3 separate regions of the Homo sapiens genome follow, and all the other regions are linked to region 1. Evidence: chromatin loops called from intact Hi-C (ENCODE). Cell type or tissue: dorsolateral prefrontal cortex. All regions are shown on one strand. Links, peaks and the distances in the headings refer to the core of each region. The heading gives the core; the rest is flanking DNA.

Evidence for each region. Hi-C counts contacts between places; a loop is a spot of excess contacts. Peaks named below come from ENCODE experiments on the same cell type or tissue, not always from the same donor. Only the 100,000 strongest peaks of a DNase experiment are listed, where the experiment ranks them.
Region 2: a loop joins it to region 1, with 3 times the contacts of the local background. A loop is called at or near these places in 46 of 110 quality-filtered maps.
Region 3: it touches region 1 in a loop (16-fold over the local background); 65 of 110 quality-filtered maps call a loop at or near these places.

What each region holds. Positions count from the first base shown.
Region 1 is chr5:78,534,636-78,541,761 of GRCh38, reverse strand. The region is part of intron 3 of LHFPL2 (LHFPL tetraspan subfamily member 2); the gene reads left to right. Among named protein-coding and RNA genes, the nearest start is that of LHFPL2, 110 kb to the left of the region's middle. In dorsolateral prefrontal cortex, for the core only: CTCF peaks have their summits at 3,574 and 3,779 (motif pointing left); a DNase peak (open chromatin) is centred at 3,729; H3K4me3 peaks cover 338 bases; H3K27ac peaks cover 4,486 bases.
Region 2 is chr5:78,468,544-78,475,669 of GRCh38, reverse strand. SCAMP1 (secretory carrier membrane protein 1) reads right to left here. Exons shown (of 9, transcript NM_004866.6): 9 at 1-166. The coding sequence ends at 2. Among named protein-coding and RNA genes, the nearest start is that of SCAMP1, 110 kb to the right of the region's middle. In dorsolateral prefrontal cortex, for the core only: a CTCF peak has its summit at 2,993 (motif pointing left); no DNase peak of the experiment used is centred there.
Region 3 is chr5:78,961,169-78,968,294 of GRCh38, reverse strand. It overlaps ARSB (arylsulfatase B), which reads left to right. Exons shown (of 8, transcript NM_000046.5): 3 at 3,689-3,879. Among named protein-coding and RNA genes, the nearest start is that of ARSB, 21 kb to the left of the region's middle. In dorsolateral prefrontal cortex, for the core only: a CTCF peak has its summit at 3,195 (motif pointing right); no DNase peak of the experiment used is centred there.

The DNA.
Region 1 (7,126 bases), core at 1,332-6,331:
TGTGTGGCTTTTGCAGCACAGTATTTTATGGATTTATGTTTTATGTTCTTCCCCCTCTTGAGTGTTATTGGATCCCCAGTCACCGGAAGGCTGAGATCTGTTTTAGTAACTGATTTATCAGGTGGCAGGCTGGTCACACACCTCACTGCAAGAGTTTATGAAAGGGACCCCCACCTCCTTCCCCAAAATCTTTGTGACCAGCTCAGTCATGAGCTCCTGACAGAGTGAACTGGGCCGGGGACTGACTTTGCGTTTTCCACACCAGAGTAAATGTGAAACGGCTTTAGCAAGTGGGCTGTGCGGTTTGAAATATGAACTCTGTAATCTCTTCAGTGGCTCCCACATCCCAGGGCTGCGCTTTGGGTAATTCAGGAGTGGGCAGGAAACTTCAGAGGAAACACTCCTAAGACCATGGGGCCTTGGTCAGTGAGTTCCTATTTTGCTGTCAGTGACTACTTAGAAGATGCTGTCCCCACCTTCGCCCCCTCCCTCTAGTTGCCCAAATGTCTTACCTCCCCCAGCTTCACTCGGGCTAGTGGAGGTCTTCTTAGACTTCTTTCAAGGCGGAGGATTTAGAGTCTGGGGTGAAGTGGCGGTGATGGATGGCTGGGGACGTGGGGCTGCTGACTCAATGGTGATACATCAAGCAGTTAATTAAGGGACAAGTTATCTTCTAAGTGGGAGGTAAAGGATTTTCTGTTCCTTTGTTCTTAATGCTCATATTAATGCCATTTTCCCTCATGGAGACCTCAGGCTGTGCTTAAAACGCTTCCATAATTCCTTTTGGCACTGCTAGAGGTCAGCATTGTCCACTCGTGAAGGACACAGGTAAGTCACAGACATTGGGGCTTCCTGGTTGTTAAAGGCCAAGAATGTGGGATGAAAACCCCCCGTGTCCCCATAGCAAGTTAGGGGTTGCTCAGCAGGGCTGTTTTCATTCAGACAAGCAGCTCATTCCAAACCAGCCCCAGAGAGCCGCTTCAATAAGCCATTGTCTGCCCCAAGGAGGAGGAGCTGTTGTCCAGGGCTGTGGTTAATGCAGTGACATTGGTAGTTGTTCCAACAAGTCAAAGCTGGTTACAGAGAGGCAGCAGTGACAGGATGCTTGAATAAATGCCTTGGACCACAGGTGCCAGGAATTCTCCCACGCATCTCTCCGGCCTCCCATCTCAGAGACCTACCATCACCAGTGTGGGGCCCCTCTCTGCCAGTTCCTGCTGGTGGCCCTATGTGTTCTGAAGGCCATGAATGGGAGGCTATGGTGGTTCCTAAAAAGGATGGCTGAGGCCAGGATCTGAGGCCTGTTGCAATCAGTGACTGATATTTTGGAACCGAAAGGAGGAACTTGCATGAAACCATTGTTTTTGGAAAGATACATCATGTTTTTTCCATCAGTTTTGCAGCATTGGCAGATAAAATGCTGCAGCCCAGACAGACATCATCTCCAGTCCCTTTTTAAGGAAACAAACAAACAAGACAGTGACCCAATTCAGTCCTTTTTCATTTATTATACCAAAGAAAACTGGAAGAGTTCCATTTCGTAGTTCAGTTAACATAAAACATGTCTCTTAGCGTACAGGCAGTGGGTATTGATGGGCATAGTATGTATTTTGTTGATTACATTGCTTAGCACTTTGCTAGTGCAAAAAAAGTCTGTTTTGCCTGAAAGAAAAATTGTGTACGTGTGTGCACTTCTAAAAACTTCCATTGGTAACACACTCTGCCAGTCACCTCTGGAGGCCATTTAGAATTCTTGTAGAGACTCATACAGCCTATATGAAATATTGAGAGAACATTAAATGCTCGACTGTGTGGTCCTAACCAAGCACAGTGGGAGATCAGAGAAGGGAGAGATTTGTGTGGCCAGAATGGAATTTAAAAATATATCTTAATAACTTTGAAGGGAAGCAAATGAAAATGCTAACTTAAAAAAAAAAAAAAAAAAGCAAAAGTCTTGCCTGGTTCATGTAGAAGTTGTTAGTGGGGCAAGAAAAATGCCCAGTGTGGCTTAGCAGGCTATGTGGTTTTAGGACTGCATCCCACCAACTCAGATGCTGATGTGGGCAGCCTGTCCGGAGACCCCACAGACTGCAGAGCCTCATTCCCATCCCTGGGTGATGGTGTGGGGGGTTTGGAAGTCCTCAGTTTCAGTACAAGGTGGGATAGTCTGAGATGATGGAAAAGTCAGTTAACAAACACCTGTTGAGCACCATGTGTAATAATAGCAGTAACCACCTTAACTGAGTGCATACGATATACCGTATGCTAAGCACTTTACCATCTTTTATTTCTCAGAGTAAGTCAGTGAAATAGTAAGCTAAGTGCCACCTCCGACTTCACAGATAAGGAAACAGGCTTCAAGGGTTGTCTTGAGGGGTTCACTTCGTTCACTTAATTCACTTAGTTCCTGCTATAAAAAAATACCTCAGTCTGGGTAATTTTAAAGAACAGACATTTATTTCTCACAGTTCTGGAGTCTGGGAGGTCCAAGACCAAGGTGCCAGCAGTGGTGTCGGGTGAGGGCTGCTATCCGCTTCCAAGATGGCACCTTGCTGTTGTGTCTTCACGTGGCCGAGGGCAGAAGGGTACACAGGCACTCCCTTCAACCCCAAGCCCTTTTGGAAGGATGCTGATCCCATCCGTGAGGGTGGGACTCTCATGACTTAATTACCTCCCAAAGGCCACACCTCTTAATACCATTTTGTGGGGGATTTCAGCATGAATTTTGGTGGGAATCATCATTCAAACCATAGCAGGTGTCAAGTGCCTTGCCTAGGGTCATTATGTCGCCATTGGAGAGCAGAGCTAGGAATTTGAAGTAGGTTGCAGACTATGGCTCATGCTCTTAAGGATTATGCTTTCTGGTGTGTGGTTGGTGCTAGGTCACTGGACAGTACAAAGGATACGTGGTGTGTGGCTGCAGACCTGAGGCAACCTGTGCATCTCAAAGACAATGGGACTATATGAAGGGGCAGCTTATACTGTGGGTGCTCCTGTCCCCACACAGGGATCATATGGAGAAAGTGAAACTGTGCCCGTGCAGGTGTGGCTTCTCACCTTCAGAGTCAGTGGAAAGAATAAGCAGATGCAGGTGATGGTGTCATGGGCAGGTGTTGTTGTTGTTGATTTTGGACACAACTGTAGTCTCTCCTGTGGTATAGTCACACATTCAGGTAGATAGCAGGAATGAGTAAGACAGGATGGTGTGAGGCAATATGAAGTATTGGAGACTGGGACAAACTAGAATACTGTGTTGTGTCTAACAGAGCAGCCACTTCTTACCTCTAATCACCTGTTGTCACGTTGACATGTGGGCCCAGTATTGATAGATGCACTGAGATTTTTCCCCCTAGAAAAGCAAAGAACCTGGCAATTTTACATTTATTCTCCAATCTTTGAATGTTTGCTATTAATTTAAAAAAATGTTTAATGAGCCACCTGTTGTATATAAGGCTTCAGTTTGAAATCTTTGGAGAAGTAGGAGTAGAAATTGAGACATGAACGTTGGAACCCCCAGAATAACAGACTAGGAGCAGCAAGTGTGTCTCACTTTGTCAATCTACATCAGGTGACTGCAGCCCACATCAGCCTTTCATAAGCTTTCGTGTGCCTGTGAATCACCTGGGGATCTTGTTAAAACATAGATCCTGATTCAGGAGTTGCAGATGGCTGAGATGCCGCAGGACTAGGGGCTCTATTGAGAAGATTCTAAGGCAGCCTCTAGGCTGAGTGGGGGAAAGTACTGTGATGAAGTAGTGCCATCTACTGTGAGCAAAGAAAAGGGAAATGGCCTCACACATTCCCCATCCCTGTAGCGCCCCAAGATAGGTAAATCATGCGTTTATGGCCATTTCCAGGTTTCCCCTAAAAGTCAGAATTTGAGCTAGATGAGAAGCTTTCGCATTTTATATCCTTTTAATGCACACTCTTCCACTTAAGATAAACTTGGATGTATACCTCTATCATCTGGGAAGTTGGGATTAGAATATCAAGCTTTCAACTTGGGTGGGATAAAGGGAGAGTTAACTGATTAGCTCTCCCTTCTTTCCGTTACATTTTGAGGGTGAAAAATATGTCTTGCACATGTTAGTGTTCTGTTACTTCCATGTGGCCTTGGCGCCTCTTTAACGTGGGGTCCGTGTGGGAGGAAAGAGTGGGTGCTGAGGAAATTGCTTTGAGCAGAAATCATCTTGTTTCCATTCACTAAGAGCTGTTCTTGGATCTCTTCTCCAGGTCCCTTGCCTGTGTCCAATGCCCTTGGAATTGTATGCCAGGAAACAATATAATCTTTCTAATTGGGCAAAGCGGGAGGAGAGAGACTGGGTGAGCCAGGATGGGCTGGCAATTGACACCTAAAAATAGATCTTTTTTTTCCCACGAATAACCATTTTTGGGGGGCAAGAAGCCTTGCACATTTCTAACCATCTGGGACAAACATCACCTTGGCAGGTCAAGGGAGGCAGCTGATGGGGCCAGGGTGCAGCCAGGTGGGTGGAATGCCAGCCAGAGTGATGTTGCTATGGCAGCTGGGCCCCTCGGAGAAAGCTTCAGTGGCCTCCAGGGAGCAGAGGTGGATCTCAGATCTGGGGCCAGAGCATGTGTGTAGGGAATGAGTGGGAAGAGGACAGTCGTAGAGCAGCGCTTCTTAAACTTTAATGTGCCTGTGAATGTGAAATGCAGATTCCGATTCAGTGGGTCTGGGTTGGGGTCTGAACTTCCACAGTTCTCACAAGCTCCTAGGTGCCACCAACGCTGCTGGTCCAGGGAGCACACTTAGAGGAGCAAGGGGCTGGAGCGCTTCTGTGATCTTCAGGGCTTTAAGGAAGACTGAAGGCGGACACACAAGGAAGTTACCCTGCTCAATTTTTGTTGAATTTGGCTGAAGCTGGAAAAAAGCCAGTGTTTGACAGCTGTTTCTTGTCATATTGTCATCCTATAACGTTTTTGCTGCATGGTGGTGGTGGCACTTATATAAGGACAAGATTACAAGTGTTGTATATTGTGATTTTACTGGTAAAAATGCATATGGCTGGGTAGAATCTGAACATTGTATAATAGACATAATGACTTAATTCAGAAAAACACAGCCCTGAGCTAGCTGATGAATAACTGAGACTGTCCTAAAATAATGGAATAGGCTTTACGAGAATTCTAAGGGCAGAAGAATGGCCCAGATGTGGAAACTGTGAGGTAAAAATCATTTTGGTCATTTAAAATTTTCATGAGGATGTAGGTAGTTTTTCCCTTTGGGGAAGAATAAAACCATTCCCTGAGAGGCCAGAGTTCTTACTGGGCTCTGTGGTCTCTTGGAGAACAAATTAGACAAGGCCATGTTTGGGAGAGAAAAAGGCCAGAACTTGTGTTGGTTCTATGAGTTGTTGAGATTTATCCCAGAGGCAAAGAGTAAGTGACACTCGCCTATTTTCTTGGAGGGCTTTCCTCTGGATGGGTCTTTTTTCTGGGCGCCCGGCCGACTGCTTGCATCTGGACAGTAGGGGCAACAGCCATTTACAGTGCCACGGCCAAGCCCCACTTGGTACGGCATCCTCCCCTCCCCAGCCCCGAAATGAGTTCTGCATCCCATTAGCTGTTTCTGATCCCCCCACTCTCCATGGGATCACGTTCAGCCACTGGGGCCTTTTTGAGACTCTCTTGCATTGGCCTGTTCTTGATATGGGCTCCTGATAAGCGTTAGTTAGCTTTGGTATGGAAGCTGTGACTGGTGGTCTTCATAGAAGAAAGGCCAGGAATACCTCTGCACAGGTGTCCCACACGCCATGTGACTCCCATGTCCCCATGGAGAATGCCTAGGTCCCCGTAGGGCATAAACAGTTATTCTGATGCTCAGAACTCTGAGACTGGGGGGCTCCCACTTGTGATTTTGATACTAACCTATAGATTGTTATGAGTTCGTGTCAGAGTCCGGCACCTGTTGTCATGTGAAATGTTGAGGTCAGGTCTGGGAGGAGCCACAGCCTGCCCTTCCCCAAGGTGTTCCCCCTGCCGTAAGGAAGCTACAGCCATGCGGCAGTGTCGGGGCTAGATAGGAGCTCCAGAGGCGCCCCCAGCCACAGGCTTGGTGGGGAGTGGGTCTCAGCCTCACCCACCTACTGCAGCATCAGCATTGGGGTGGGAGCTGAGCTAGCAGGTGGAGCAGGCTTGGGAGGAGACAGCGCTGGGGGCTGACGGTGAGGGAGGGGCCTTCTCTCTCCTGGCCCCTTTAGTGTCCCCTGGCTGCTCTGGCTTTGTGTGGCTCTGGTGGGAGAGGGGGTCCTAGGTCGTCTTTGCTCTCCTTTATTCCTCCCCTCACACTAGCCATCGTGGACAATCCCCTCTTCCCTTTGGGAGGCACTGAGAGATGAGGCAGGCAGCAGGGGGTGAGATGGGAAGGGAGGCAGCTCCAGATCTGGGGAATCTGAGGGGGGTCTGTCTGTCAGTGTCTGTGTCTGTCCTCCCTGATTTGCTCAGGGAGGAGGTGGGTGGAAGGCCAGGACCCTGCCTACGTGGGCGCTCAGCGTAGTGCCAGTTCAGGACTGTCCGTGCAGCCCCTCGGCAAATGGCCTGCTCTGGCGACACCACTCCTTGATGTCTGACCCTGTGGCGTGGCTTGGGGTTCAGATGAAGCCTCATTTCCTCTTGTGGGATTCAGAGGAAGAAAATGTAATGGAACCAGTTCTAGAACACTAGAAAATGGGCTTTCTCTCCTCCTAAGAAGTCGTTGGGTTTTTTCCGTACATTCCAACAAACTTGTTCAGCTTATGACAAAATGCCATTAAAGCTTTTAAGTTTTTGCCGTCAACTTACAGTAGAGGGCAAAAAATAATATTCTAAGATCTGCAAAGCTGAAGTTGAGGCGGCCGTGTGACTTTGGCAGTGTTTCTCCCCAGGCCTTGCCCCTGCCTCTACCCGCTCCCACACATGTTGGCAGGTCCGGGGAGTTTTGCCAGGACGGCAAGGTGGCTGGAAGTGGAGGAGCTTGCTGTGATTTCATGGCACCATTTGCTGTTGATGGGGCCTCCTGACAAAACACTGCCTGTTTGGGCTGAGAAGGCCCTGGGCCTTCGGTGACGGACTGGAAGCCAAAGCTAAAGCCATTGCTTCCCTCAAGGACCTGGAGCCGCTTCAG
Region 2 (7,126 bases), core at 707-5,706, 65 kb after region 1:
CTTAAATCTGGTTACCCTTGAAAGCATTCTGAGCTGCACTAGATGCTGCAGTTGAAGCTGCATTTGCAGCTGCGGTCTGGACAGTTTTGTTGGACATCACACCTGTTGCAAACTCCTGTTGGGCCTTCTCAAAACTAGCACCTGTTGTGCGATATAGTCCATGTACCTACAGAGGCACAAAAAAGTGGGAGAAGGTAAGTAGCAACCTACGCATTCATTTCCAGCAGCTCTTAATCTCAACATTAATCAAACATAAAAATACTAGATTGTAGTCATGATTCCTAAGATCAAGAATATTAGCCACCAAACTGACACACAATAATTGTATTTAAACATTTTCTTAATATAGGTTTTCCTTTTCTTCTCCAAGCAGAAGAGATAATTATGCTAATTTAAACCAAAAATAAAGAACTTCTTAGCCAACTTCAAAAAGTTGTATTTTCCTCTGCACCCAATTAGTCAAGTGAAATTATTACAGCATTACAATGAAATGGTTTAAACATAATAACAAGAAACAATACATTAATTTATTACCCCAGACTATTCAGAGAGAACAGTACCTTATCTATTTCCATTTTATCTACATATACACCACAGGCCCTGTTATAATCAAATGAGATCATTTTATCATTTAATGTACCAAGCACTACTTATGTCCTTCAACATATTGCCGCTATGCACTCTGTATACAATTTAACTTTTTGTGTATGGTCAAGTCCTAAAGAATGCACAAAGAAACACTTCTGGGAATTGTTTCTCCATACTGATTAATCACTCAAATCTTGGAATTTATTTTCAGGAGTAGGGTTCAAAAATTTTCTATCAGTATATGTCTTAAAACCTGCATAATTAAACTATGAGTCCATCAATACATAACATCAGCCACTTATTTTAACACAAATTTGAAGAAGGAAATAACAAACATTTATTAATTATATGCCCACAAACTTCGCAGAGTGGGGACAGAAAGATACTGGTAATTACACTGCACTGTGACTGGATCTAAATTAGAAGCTTGACTGGAATGCAATCAAAGCAGGCTTAGGGAAGGGCCAATGCATCCAAGTCAGTATTTTTTCCAAACCTGGATAGGAACTGGTAACTGTGAGGTAAGAAAAAGAATGAGTCAAAGATTCTCAAAGCAAGCTTGCATTTGGGAAAGTAGTTTCAAGAAGACAGAGAAAAGAGAGGATAGGCTGGTTTGGGGAGAAGGCAGATGATAAGTTCTAAACATTTGTTCATTCATTCCAACTCTACTGACAACCTACTCTAGGCCTGCCACAGCAGGCAGGTAAAGGTTTGGTTCAAAGCTTGGGAGAGGAATGGGCTAAAGACATGGACTTGGAAACCAACGGCATATGTTATGGACTGAATGTTTGTGTTCCCCCCAAAATTCTTATGTTAAAATCCCAACCACCAATATGATGGTATTAGCAGGCAGGCCTTTTCGGGGGTGATTTTGCCATGAAGGTGAAGCTTGCATTAATGGAATAAATGCCCTTATAAAAGAGACCCCCAAGGCCCAGTGTGGTGGCACACACCTATGGTCCCAGCCTTCCACTCCAACCTGGGCAATATACGTCTCCAAAAAGAACTTTTTTTTTTTTTTAAAGAGACTCCAGAGATCTCTCTGACAACCTTCCATCACAAAAGGACACAGAAACTGTCTATGAACCAGGAAGTTGGCCCCCCTGAGATACTGAATTTGTCAGTGTCTTTCTTATCTTGGACTTCTCAGCCTCTAGAACTATGAGAAATCATTATCTGTTGTTTAAGCTACCCAATCTATGGTATTTTTGTTATAGCAGCCCAAAGGGACTAAAACAACATATAAATGATAGCTGAAACCTTGGCATTTATGAAACTGTCTATGGAGAACCCAGAGTAGAAAGAGAATAAAATCAAGTATATAACCTAATTAATGCAGAAACAGAAAACCAAATATCACATGTTCTCACTTTTAAGTGGGAGCTAAACATTGGGTATACATGGACATAAAGATGGCAACGATAGATATTGGGGACTTAAAAGATAGGGGAAGGTGGGAGGGGGAGAAGAGTTGAAAAACTACCAATTGGGTACTATGCTCACTACCTGGATGACAGGCTCAACTGTCCCCCAAACCTCAGTATCACATAATATACCCTTGTAACAAACCTGCACATGTATCCCCTGAATCTAAAATAAAACTTGAAATTGTTTTAAAAAGACACTATTTAAGAGGCATCCACAAGAAGAAAGAATGACTGGGAGAGGAAAGGGAAGAACCAGATACAGATACTTCTCACTGATGCCAAGAGAAGAAAGCATGTTAACACATGAAAAGCTGTCAGAAAAACTATCAAGAAAGCAAGTTAATGCATGAAAATCTATCACGGTACAAGACAAAAATAACCCACACAGCCCTGAGTGCTTCTGATACAGTGGTAAAAGCAAACGCCATATTACTACAGATCAAAGTGTCAAATGGTCAGGAAGAAAAAGAGCACTGACAAATACATATACTGGTAAATCCAAAGATTCCTTTCCCCTAGTACCTTAGCACTATCATTAAGTATAAAAGTAATTATTTTTATTCCCTTTTAAAACCAAGTTTTCTATGGAAAATTAAAGATATAGATAAATCACTACTCCTATGTTCCAGACACTTATCTCAAAGTGAGTACAAATGACTGGATCCTAGAAAATGAAGTGTATTATAGAAATCTTATCAACCTTCTTTACTTACTAGACCAAACCAGAGCAATGCAATTGGATTCACTTGTCTGTCTCTTCCCCTCTTCCCCCAAGTTTGTGAGCATGTAATAAATAAATGTTAATTCTTATTTGCTTTATTATTTCCTTTTTCAAACTTGCACTAAATTGAGCAGCTGATACTATGTGTTCATGGGCTTCACAGTTTACTAAAATGTAATTCACAGTCCCACAGAACACAGAAGCAAAATAAAGGTAGGAATAGCCACATTTCTCAATAGTTTGTATCTATATAGACCCAGAGAGCCACCTAGAGGGAAAAGACCACATATATATACAGTGCATAATGCTAAATACTGTATTAAATCCATTATATCCATGTGAAAAAGGGTGGATTCTTGATTTCAGGGCCCCATGAAAGATGACAGGCTAATCATCAGGATGAACATCTTTAAAAGCTTATTACTTCCCTCCAGGGTTTCAGATGGTATCTATTAATAATTCATACTGCTGATATCAGGGACAAGGTTTTGACACCAAGTACTATAATTTTTTTTAAAAAATTACACAACTTGGGGGTGGGGGGCAAGGGGAGGCATAGCGTTAGGAGAAATACCTAATGTAGATAATGGGTTGATGGGTGCAGCAAACCACCATGGCACATGTATACCCATAACAAACCTGCATGTTCTGCACATGTATCCCAGAACATAAAGTATCAAAAAGAAAAAATATTTCAATTTTGATAAAATCTAATTTATCTTTAAAAAAATGCACCAGTTGATGGTTGCTTAAATGGAGCACAATTATCACCAAGTTGCACAGCCTTTTTATCTGTACTGTCACTTTAGAAAATCTCACTGTGTATGTGACCTGAATGCATATTACCTAGTGGAAAATTCCATAAATGCAGAATAGCCTAGAGAATTCAAAAAAAAAATTAAACAACTTAAATACTATCTTTTCTACTTATGAGAACTGCATTACTCCTAAAATAATATTTAGTTCTAGGAAAATCACAGAAAAGGCATTAAATTTGGTATATACTAATTCCACTACTTTCTAGCTGGCTGGCCACCACTCAAAACTTCAAGTCTGCTTCCCATAAAAAAAGAATATTTGTTACACTATCTGCTCCTCTGAGTTTTCCTAAAGATCAAATCAGAATGTATATAAATGAGTTACACTAACATAAGTTAAATTAATTTTTAAGTATCTGCCGAAGTGTCACAGCCAAAATGTAGATGCGGCTCCATAAAGGAGTCCTGCCTCCTTAATGCAGCTTCAGAGACAATACATGCTGTGGTGGTATATGACACAGAAAAACTGTATCGTGTGGGAAGTAAAGAATAATGGCACTTTATTTAAATAACCCAAACATATGTCTTCATTAAAACATATAGAATACCATTTCAAGAAACTGTGCTTTTATTAAGATCCCTGTCATGCCAAAATTATTTCAACTTTTATAAAAGCTGGGAAAATAAAAACAAATGAGTTTTTTAAATATATTTTTTAAATTCTTGTTTTGAGTTTTTAAAAAAGTATGGACGTCTAAGCCTAATATTTTCAGTTTGAAATTTCTGGAAACCCTCTATGAACCCTCCTGCCCACAGATGGGTCAGATATCCCTTTTGTAACCCCTTGAATTGCCAGTCTAGTTTCACCATGTCGAAATCTCACGCACCCTTTAAGCACTATCTCAAATAATGCTCTGTCTGCCATTTTGTGCCTGAACTAGCTATGGCTTTCCCTATTGAGAGTACCGCCAATCCTTTGTACATTTTGGGGAGCATGTATGTACTTTTTCTTTTACAGGGTTTCTGTCCATTTTGTATTATATCCTACATGCTTTTACTTGCCTAAGGGCAAGAACTAATTCTACTCATTGTTACACCCCCTAAAAGACACAGCTTAGTAATCTGCAGTAGAAGCCACTGAATAATTATTATTACTACCTGCTGAGGATTAAATGTTCCAAAATTGTCCTCATTAATAATAATTTTTAGAAGGTACCAAATAAGTGCAATATGGCTTAAGGAGACTATACCTGTGTTACAAAGTAAAATGCTTAGTTTGCAGTCACCTCAGAGGTTAAATGTTTTTAAAGTATACAACTACTTCACACCTGCTAGGATGGCTGGAATGAGAAAAACGGAAAATCACAAGTGTTGGCAAGGATGTAGAGAAAGTGCTGGTGGGAATGTAAAATGATACAGTCCTTCCAGAAAAGAGTTTGGAGGTGCCTCAAAAACCTAAACATAGAATTACTATAAGACTACATAGGAATTCCACATTGGGTATATATGTACACAAGAGAGGTAAAAGCAAAGACTCAAACAGATAACTGTACACCAATGTTCACGGCAGCACTATTCACAATAGCCAAAAGGTGGGAAAATCTCAAATGCCCATCAACAGATAAACAATGTAGTATACAGATACAATGGAATATTATTCAGTCTTAAAAATGAATGCATTTCTGATACATGCTGCAACACGGATGAACCTTGAAAACATTATGGTAATGAAAGAAGCCAAGTACAAAAGGAAAATATTGTATAACTCCATTTATATGAAATATCTAAAATAGGCAATTCATAGCAAATTAGAGGCTGCCAGAGGCTGAGAATAGGGAGGAATAAAATTATTGCTTAATGATTAGAGTTTCTGTTTGGGGTGATGCAAAGTTCTGGAAATAGACATTAGTAATGGTTGTACAACACTGTGAATGTAATTGATGCCACTGAATTGTATACCTAAATGTAATTAAAATGTCAAAGTTTATGTTATACATATTTTGCCACAATTAAAACAAATACAATACACCAAAAGCCATTAAATTGTATACTTTAGGTTTTTTTAAATTATTTTGTATTTTTTAGAGACAAGGTCTCACTCAGTAGCCCAGGCTGGAGTGTAGTGGTATGCAATCATAGCTCACTGCAGCCTCAAACTCCTGGGTTCAAGTGATCCTCCCACCTCAGTCTCTCCAACAGCTAGGACAATAAACTCACACCACCATGCCTGGGCTGTGTTGTTGTTTTTTTTTTTTTTTTTTTGTTTTTTTTTTTTTTTTTTTTTTAATGTCTTGTAAGGGGTTGGAGGGTAGTCTCATTATGTTGCCCAGGCTGATCTCAAACTCCTCGCCTCAAGTCATCTTCTTGCCTCGGCCCCCCAAACCCTCCCAAAGTGCTAGAATTACAGGTGTGAACCACCATGCACAGTCTAAACCGTATATTTTAAATGGGTGAATTGTATGTGAATTATATTTCAATAAAGCTGATAAAAATATGCATATAAAGATGACTTAGATGAAAGTGCCACATGAACAGCATTATAAATACTCACCAATCTACGAAATCTACCAAATTTGAAGATGCCTAAGATAATAATAATTTAGTTATAGTAACCTAGATTTGGGATCTATTAAGTAGCTAGCTTAGTACTTATTGAAAAAGGTAACAAAATTAAAATTGGGGGTAAAGTTTTTTTTTTTTTGGTGAATATACTAAGAGTATCAGCCGAGGACAGAATATAAACAATCTGCTCAAGAGTGCCATTTTTTTCTAGGAATTCAAAAGTATTACTCTATCTGTGTCCCTTAGAAGAAGGTGACAAGTAACTGGATGACTATTTTAATAGACAATGTGAACCATCCAGAATTGATTCCTAGTCAGCAAAGACGACAGTGCTGAATGGTTCTGAGAGAGAAGTAGCATGCCTATTTGTGACTATAGAAAAATAGTACAGTGGAATTATCAGCTTTCTATCCTAGGTCATAAATAAAGTTACAAAGTGGAAGAGACAAGGGGGAGAGGTGAATGATAACAATATTTTCAAGAAAGTATAGATGATAATCCTTGAACTGGGCAGGTCCACTTATAATATGTGATTTTTTTCCAACCAAACTCACATAGAAAATACAGTATTCATGGGATGTAAAACCCAAGTACACAGAAGGCTTTTTGTATACATGGGTTCTGCAGGGCTGACTCCAAGACTTGAGTATGCATAGATTTGGTATATGGATGTGTGGGTTCTGAAACCAATCCCCTGCATATAGAGGGATAACTGTAAGAGTCACTTTTCACCTAAGAAAACTATCACTTTATATATAATAGGATATCTTCACAAAGCATTTACCATAAAACACCAACTAATGAGACTTAATCACAGTGTTCTCTATCATAGACCCAATTCAGCGCTCCCACAAAAATGAGTATCTGCAGAATATATACTGTAGTAAATAAACAAGATTTGAAACACTTCAGAAAACTTGTTTTTTAAAGAGGTAAAATAACTTTTTTCTAAAATTCTTTCAAAATGCAAAAAATTCACTATTAAAAACTACTTAATGTGAACATGACAGTCTATGAACAAATTTCATGGAAGTGATAATCATTCAAAATCAGGTCCCAAAAGGAATACA
Region 3 (7,126 bases), core at 1,049-6,048, 430 kb before region 1:
TCACAAAGGTTTGGTGTGTTTTTTTCTCCCTGTGGAATGTATTCACAATTTTTCCTTTTTTTTTGAAGGGGGTGGGGGAAGACTCTTCCATTGGCATTCTTCCACCTGTGAAATCTGTTTTTGCAATCACAAAGTTGGGGAAGATAGGTTTTAAAAAACAAAGGAAAATGAGGAGGCCAAATAAATGGTAATAAGAAGGATAATAAGAAATAATAATAAGTATTTTATAAACTTGATAGCCCTATGAAACTAAATGTGAAACCTAGAGTTTGTTTTAAAATATGCCCTCTTTAAACCTGTAATAACCTGTGCCTGAATTAATAACCTGTGTATCTTGCCAGTAGCTATATATCTTTCTTTCAAGTTCTTTTTATAGTGAGCTATCTGTTTAGCTATTTAGCTACCTACCTACCTCCCATCTGTTCATTTATTTATTTACAACCCTCCGTAGCCAAAAAGGAACACATATTGAACATAGAAAGTTTAAACAGGATTAAATAATCAGGATGAGTAGAAAAAGATGGAATAGGTTAATGGCATCAAATTACAGAAAAGTTGCATGGCTCTAGGCTGTCTTCATATTCATCTCTGATATTTGAAATTTCTTTTTTTTTTTTTTTTATATACGGAGTCTCGCTCTGTTGCCCAGGCTGGAGTGCTGTGTCATGATCTCGGCTCACTGCAACCTCCGCCTCCCGGGTTCAAGCAGTTCTCCTGCCTCAGCCTCCTGAGTAGCTGGGATTATAGGTGTGTGCCACCACGCTCAGCTAATTTTTATATTTTTAGTAGAGATAGGGTTTCACCATGTTGGTCAGGCTGGTCTCGAACTCCTGACCTCGTGACCCACCCATCTTGGCCTCCCAAAGTGCTGGGATTACAGGTGTGAGCCACCGCGCCCAGCCTGAGATTTGAAATTTATTTGTCCGAAGAGGGAGAAAGAAAGGAAAAGACTATAAGAGTTACATTATTTACAAGATAAATGGAAACCAGATGTTCAGGAAAAGCAAAAGCATTTTCTGGCTCTTAGGCCTGACAGAAATTTCTCCTTTGGGAGAAGGAGAAGGTAAGGTGGACAACATCTTTAAAAATGTCATTTTAATAATACGTTAGGTGGTTTTCTTGTAGATGTTTTGAGGTATTTTCTTCTGTTCAAGCTAGGGCCAGAGCACCAAAGTGCAATTCAGTAAAAGTAATTATATGGGGGCCAAAACAATGCAGCTGAAGCACATGGCTCTGTAATGCCTCATTGGATTCAGGGTTAAAATCAAGATGCAAGGATGTCAGACAGGAGGGTGTGTGTGCCCCACTCTCATCCAGGTCCACCAGCAGACCTCACTACTCAATCTTAGCTTTTTTTTTTTTTTTTTTAAATGGACCCGGATGTATTCTCAGTACCTCAAATAGCTGTTAAAATTAGACTTGATGTAAGATCACTTTGTCATCTTGGAAATTCTAGAGGAGCAAACAGCCTGTACATCCTTAGAAATTTTTCAATCAGGCCTTTGCTAAAAGATGAGTCAATATCTATACTCTGGGAAGAGGATGGGCTGTAGATATTTTGAATTGTTTATTAAAACCAAGTTAGGTACTTAAAAATTCAGCTGGACAGAAGGTAGAAATGATATCCTTTTATGAGAATTAAGAAGCCTAACCTGGATTTAGATGAACACACACCCCAAATTCATTTGAAGGGAGACTTGCAGCCAAGAAGGTTATGATGACCACACAGCTCTTCTCACTGTTACATCTCAGCTCTTTTGCTAAAAATCAGGTGATGGTGGGATAGTTGCACAAGCCTGTGAATACACTAGAAACCAATGTCTTTTACACTTTAAATGAGTGACTTGTGTGGTATGTGAATTATATCTCAATGCAGCTGGTACATAAAGCATCAGAGAAGATTTGGTTGTTCAAGAAGCATTTTCTATTTTTTTCCCCCAAAAGCATAGGCTGCCATCATCTTTAGGCTCAGTATTGAAGTTCAAATTTGTGAATCATTATTATGAAGAAAAGCTTCATGTGATTGTCACATGGTTGCTTGGTATTAGTTTTGCCAAGTATGTGAATAGTTTTATTTCTGGAATTCTCCTATCTGTATTATCTTTTAAATATTTGTAGTTCATGCCTTTGCTAATGAAGTGTATCTGTCCTATATTCTGCTAACTGATAGAAAGCAGCTCACACTTAACAGTTAAAGAACCTGAAGTGATTTCCTCAAGCTTTAATGCCCAGTAGTTATTAAAAACCTTAAATAGACCTCCAGTGTTCTGACATTCTAATCACCCATGTAAGGGCTGAAATTATTTTTATGGATACATTTCTTTCTCTGTTACACATTAATTAACAAGTACTTTGTATTTCGTTTTCCATTATATACATAGGAGAAAAGATTGCCATATAAAAGTTATTTTAAGACCAAAGTATTAATTGTATTCAAGATCTTGAATTTATTGAGTCATAGAAAAGGAGAATTTAATTTAAAATGAATTGATTTATTATATAAACTATGTAAAGCTCTTAATTTTCATTATAGGGAAAGTTCAGGACTGAAGAAAGAGCTAGGTCAATTTTATCATCCTCATTTTAAGGTTAATAAGCAGTATATGTCAGGAGATAGCTAAGAGTCTAGCAAATATTTCTTTTTAATAACTTTATCAAAGTATAATTCACATATCATACAATTCACCCAATTAAAGTGTACAATTCAATGATTTTTAATAAATTCAGAAGGTTGTGCCACTATCATGGCAATCCAATTGTAGAACATTTTTATCATCCCCAAAAAAGAAACTCATCCACCTCAGCAATCACTCCCCATTTCCCCCTAGTCCCTCCAGCCCTAGGCAGCCACTAATCTATTTTCTGTCTCTATAGATTTACATGTTGTGGGCATTTAATACAAGTGGAATCATACGTAGCACAGCTTATTTTAATACTTTAAAATATAGAAATATAATATTTTAAAATATAGAAAAGATGGAACATTTGCAGAAACAACTATATTTGAGAAAACCCATTTTCTTCCATGTGAAGTCTAAATTATGGGATAGGCCGTTGATGCCATTTAAATCTGGGGTGAAATTGAGATCATTTTAGGTAGAAAAGTCTTATTTCAGTGCTCACTTTAGTTTGATCTGTTGGCTCTGTTATGTCTAGAGATCCTCTATTAGGAAAGGTTTGTATCTTTCACCAGTGGGTGTCAGCATCTGACTAAAGATGACTCTTCCTAGAACCACTTCTGTAAATAACCTTGAAGCCAGTCTCGCAACATCAGTAACAACAAACATTGTTTGAATCCTGCACTCATTTATGTGATCACCTTAGAGTAAAAACCTGTAACAAGTCACATTAACTGTACATTATTTTTACCATTATATAGCTTTGAAGGATTGAGATTTTATCACCCTTACTGAGTTTCAACTCTGATAAAAAAAAAAACTGTTAGTGTTACATGATAGCGCCTATATTCTAAAGGCGAATGAGGAATAGATTTGAGTTTTTATGCAGTAATGTTTTAATGCCTTCTGCCACCAGATATAGACATGTTGAGAAATGGTGCTGATTAGCCTTGTCATTTGATTAGCCTCGTCACGGGTAATCAATTGCATTAGGCAATTAAATGCTGAAACATTAGTTTGTTTAACAAGTTTTATGCTATGCTGACTATTTTCGTCTTCCATTCTTGCAGGATATCTCCTGGGTAGTGAAGATTATTATTCCCATGAACGCTGTACATTAATTGACGCTCTGAATGTCACACGATGTGCTCTTGATTTTCGAGATGGCGAAGAAGTTGCAACAGGATATAAAAATATGTATTCAACAAACATATTCACCAAAAGGGCTATAGCCCTCATAACTAACCATCCACCAGAGAAGGTAAGTTTTGCTTCTATTTACTGATAGCAAAATCTTGTTACACTAATGTCTTTTCAGACAAATGTAGGAAAAGGCCATTGTTGTTTAGGGAAAAATCTAATAAATTCTAGGGAAGTCCTTTTCAAATTATACAGTATCCCAGAATCAGCCTGGGAAGCTTGTTAAAAAGGAAGATTCCTGGAGCCCACCTCTAGGGTGTGATTTATTAGGCGTGGGAGAAATCCGTACATCAGCATTTTAGAGAAACTCTTAAAAGGTGATTCTTAAGAGTGGTCCCCAGATCACACTTTGAGGAATACTATGTTGGTAGTATTTCAATAGAAATATAGTTTAAAAATTTTGGTATATTACGTGCATGTGCTGTGAGTAATTAATAAAATGACTTAAAAAATGATTGGCTTAGGTGTAAGGTGAGGCTTTATTATGACAAACTTTTGGTTAAGGGATCCATAAATTTTGGGATCAGGGCAGTTCCTCTAACCTTGTACTTCCTCCCTACAAGAATATTTTGCTATTCTAGATCTTTTGCATTTCCATGTTAATTTTAGAATCATCTAGTCAATTTCTATATGCCAGCTCCCCCCTGCCCAAAGTGTCTGCTTGGATTTATATTTGAAACTATAGAACAACTTGGGGAGAATGGATGTCTTAACAATATTGGGTCTTCTAATCCATATACCTGGTATACCAATGAGCTTATTTTTCACATTTACTATACTGATGCTTTTGTGTAACACATGAATAATCTTATTATTATGATTATTTTGTTAACCTAGAGTTAACTTCATGAGGTAAAGTTTAAGCTAAGTTCTCTGGATTTAGCTTATAAATGCTTTTGAAATGGGAACAAATATTTGTATTGTCAGACACTGGGCTCAAAATATGGCTTCATTAAGAACACCCATAAAAATAATACTTCAGTGGGACCCTGACACAACAAATTATAGAATATGCAGTGCTCCCTGGTTCTTCCAATTTCCTGCACTTTGCCTCTTTGACAATGCCTGAAGGTCCTTGGTGCAGGTCTGTCTTAGTCTGTTTGTGTTGCTATAAAGGAATAGCTGAGGCTGGGTAATTTATAAAGAAAAGAGGTTTATTTGGCTCGTGGTGCTGCAGACTCTACAAGAAGCATGGCACCAGCATTTGCTTCTGGGTAAGGGCTTCAGGAAGCTTCCAGTCATAATGGAAGGTGAAGTTGAGCTGGCGTGTGCAGATCACATGGCAGGAGAGGAGAGAGAGAGAGATGCCAGGCTCTTTCTAACAACCAGCCCTCTCAGGAACTAATACAGTGAGAACTTATAACTGCAAAGATGGCATGAAGCCATTCGTGAGGGATCCACCTCCATGACCCAGACAGCTGCCATTAGGCTCCCACTGGGGATCAAATTTAAACATGAGGTTTGGAGGAGGGTCAAATATCTAAACTATAAGAAGATCACCGTGTGGATTCTGGTTTACATACCTGTTTGGACTTGGTATGTGGCTGCTGGTTCCCCTTCCAGTTTCTGCCTGTTTGAACTCAGTATTGGAAATCTTCCCTGAATGAGTTAAATGCCAGATTGCTGGCATCCTTATTTGACTTCCACAAGCTAAGGTAAAATCTTTCAGAAGACAACTTTACCTCGAACTTCAAATTATATTTACACTATCAAATGTTATACAACTCCTGACATTCATTAAAAAATAATAGAAACCCCGTCTCTACTAAAAATACAAAAAAAATTAGCCGGGTGCAGTGGTGGGTGCCTGTAGTCCAGCTACTCTGGAGGTTGAGGCAGGAGAATGGCGTGAACCCGGGAGGCGGAGCTTGCAGTGAGCCGAGATCGCACCACTACACTCCAGCCTGGGCGACAGAGCAAGACTCCGTCTCAAAAAAAAAAAAAAAAAAAAATCGAGCACATGTAGAAGTGAAAACACAGATAGAGGTGTCTGTCCTCAGCTGCGTCCCACTTTTGGCGATCACTCTCCTATGCTGATATCTTGAAGCAACCATGCTTTCTGTGGAACACGAAGAAATGGGAACATTCTCTCAAATATGTGGAAATACACAGATTTTAAATTTAAATCTAAACAAATATTCAGATAATTGGAAAAATAGTTGCTAGGTAATTGGCTTAAATCCTCAGTTTTCTTCTACATATTTGACATTTTATGGATGCACCTTAACACTTAACAAGGTAAAGTCTTAAGAGAACTGTGTATTATTCTTTGAGGGAGCCACCATTTTACACATAAGCAAACTGGCTTAGAGAAGTTAAGTAACTTGTTCAAGGTCACAGAGCTATTGAGAGTCAGAATCAGAATTTAAACTCATGCTCTCTGACTCCAGACCTCATGTACTTAATCAGCCTCCCTAGTTCACAGCTAATATCCAAGACCAGAGATTCTGAGTCCCAGCTCATGATTCACCTTAATGATTTCAGTCCTGACCATATATTAGAATCATCTGGGAAACTTATAAGAAATACTGATGCCAAATATTGTGATTCATTGGTCTGAGGTGGGACCCAATCATTGGTGTTTCATTATTCCTCCTCCTGGGCTCCTACCAGTGATTCTAATGTGCAGTCATCACTGACACCTGGTGCAGTGACAGCCATTCTCGGATGGGTCATTCAGGGCATTCCTCTCAAATATGGAGAGGCAAGCAGAAGCCAGCTACCTATTACAGGTTCACAATCTGCCATACCTTAATCTGTGCAACAACTGTAATCTGCCCACAATACAAATTCATTCCTACTGAAGAACGATGGAATATTCCCTCACAGGGTTCCATAACATTAAGCAGATAAGAGGAAGCAACTGGAGTGAAATAATAGATCTTTGTGGGTGGGCTCTCTTAACTAGGGTGGTGGGGAAAACACGGAACTGAGGACAATAGGAGGCCCTAAAAGCTTGCTAGCCATGGAAGGAGTGTTATTACCATAGCCGCTGTTCGTAGGTAACTGTTTGGAAATTGCCAGATGAGAGGATGGTCATTTTCCTATTGTGTCTGAAACATGCTATAGCAGTATCCAGCATTCCCAGTATCTTCAAAGGAAAGTTTCAGTCATAGACATAAGTGAATGAAATAATCAATAGTCAAGCTGTAACCCAAGAATGTTTAAGACAGCTAATACATGTTTACATTTTCAATTCTGTATAAAATGATGCAACTCACCAGTTTGAGGAGCTGAGCTTTTCACGATTTTATCCCGATGTTGAATCTAATTCTGGGCTAATTTCTCAGGTACTATATATAGATTGT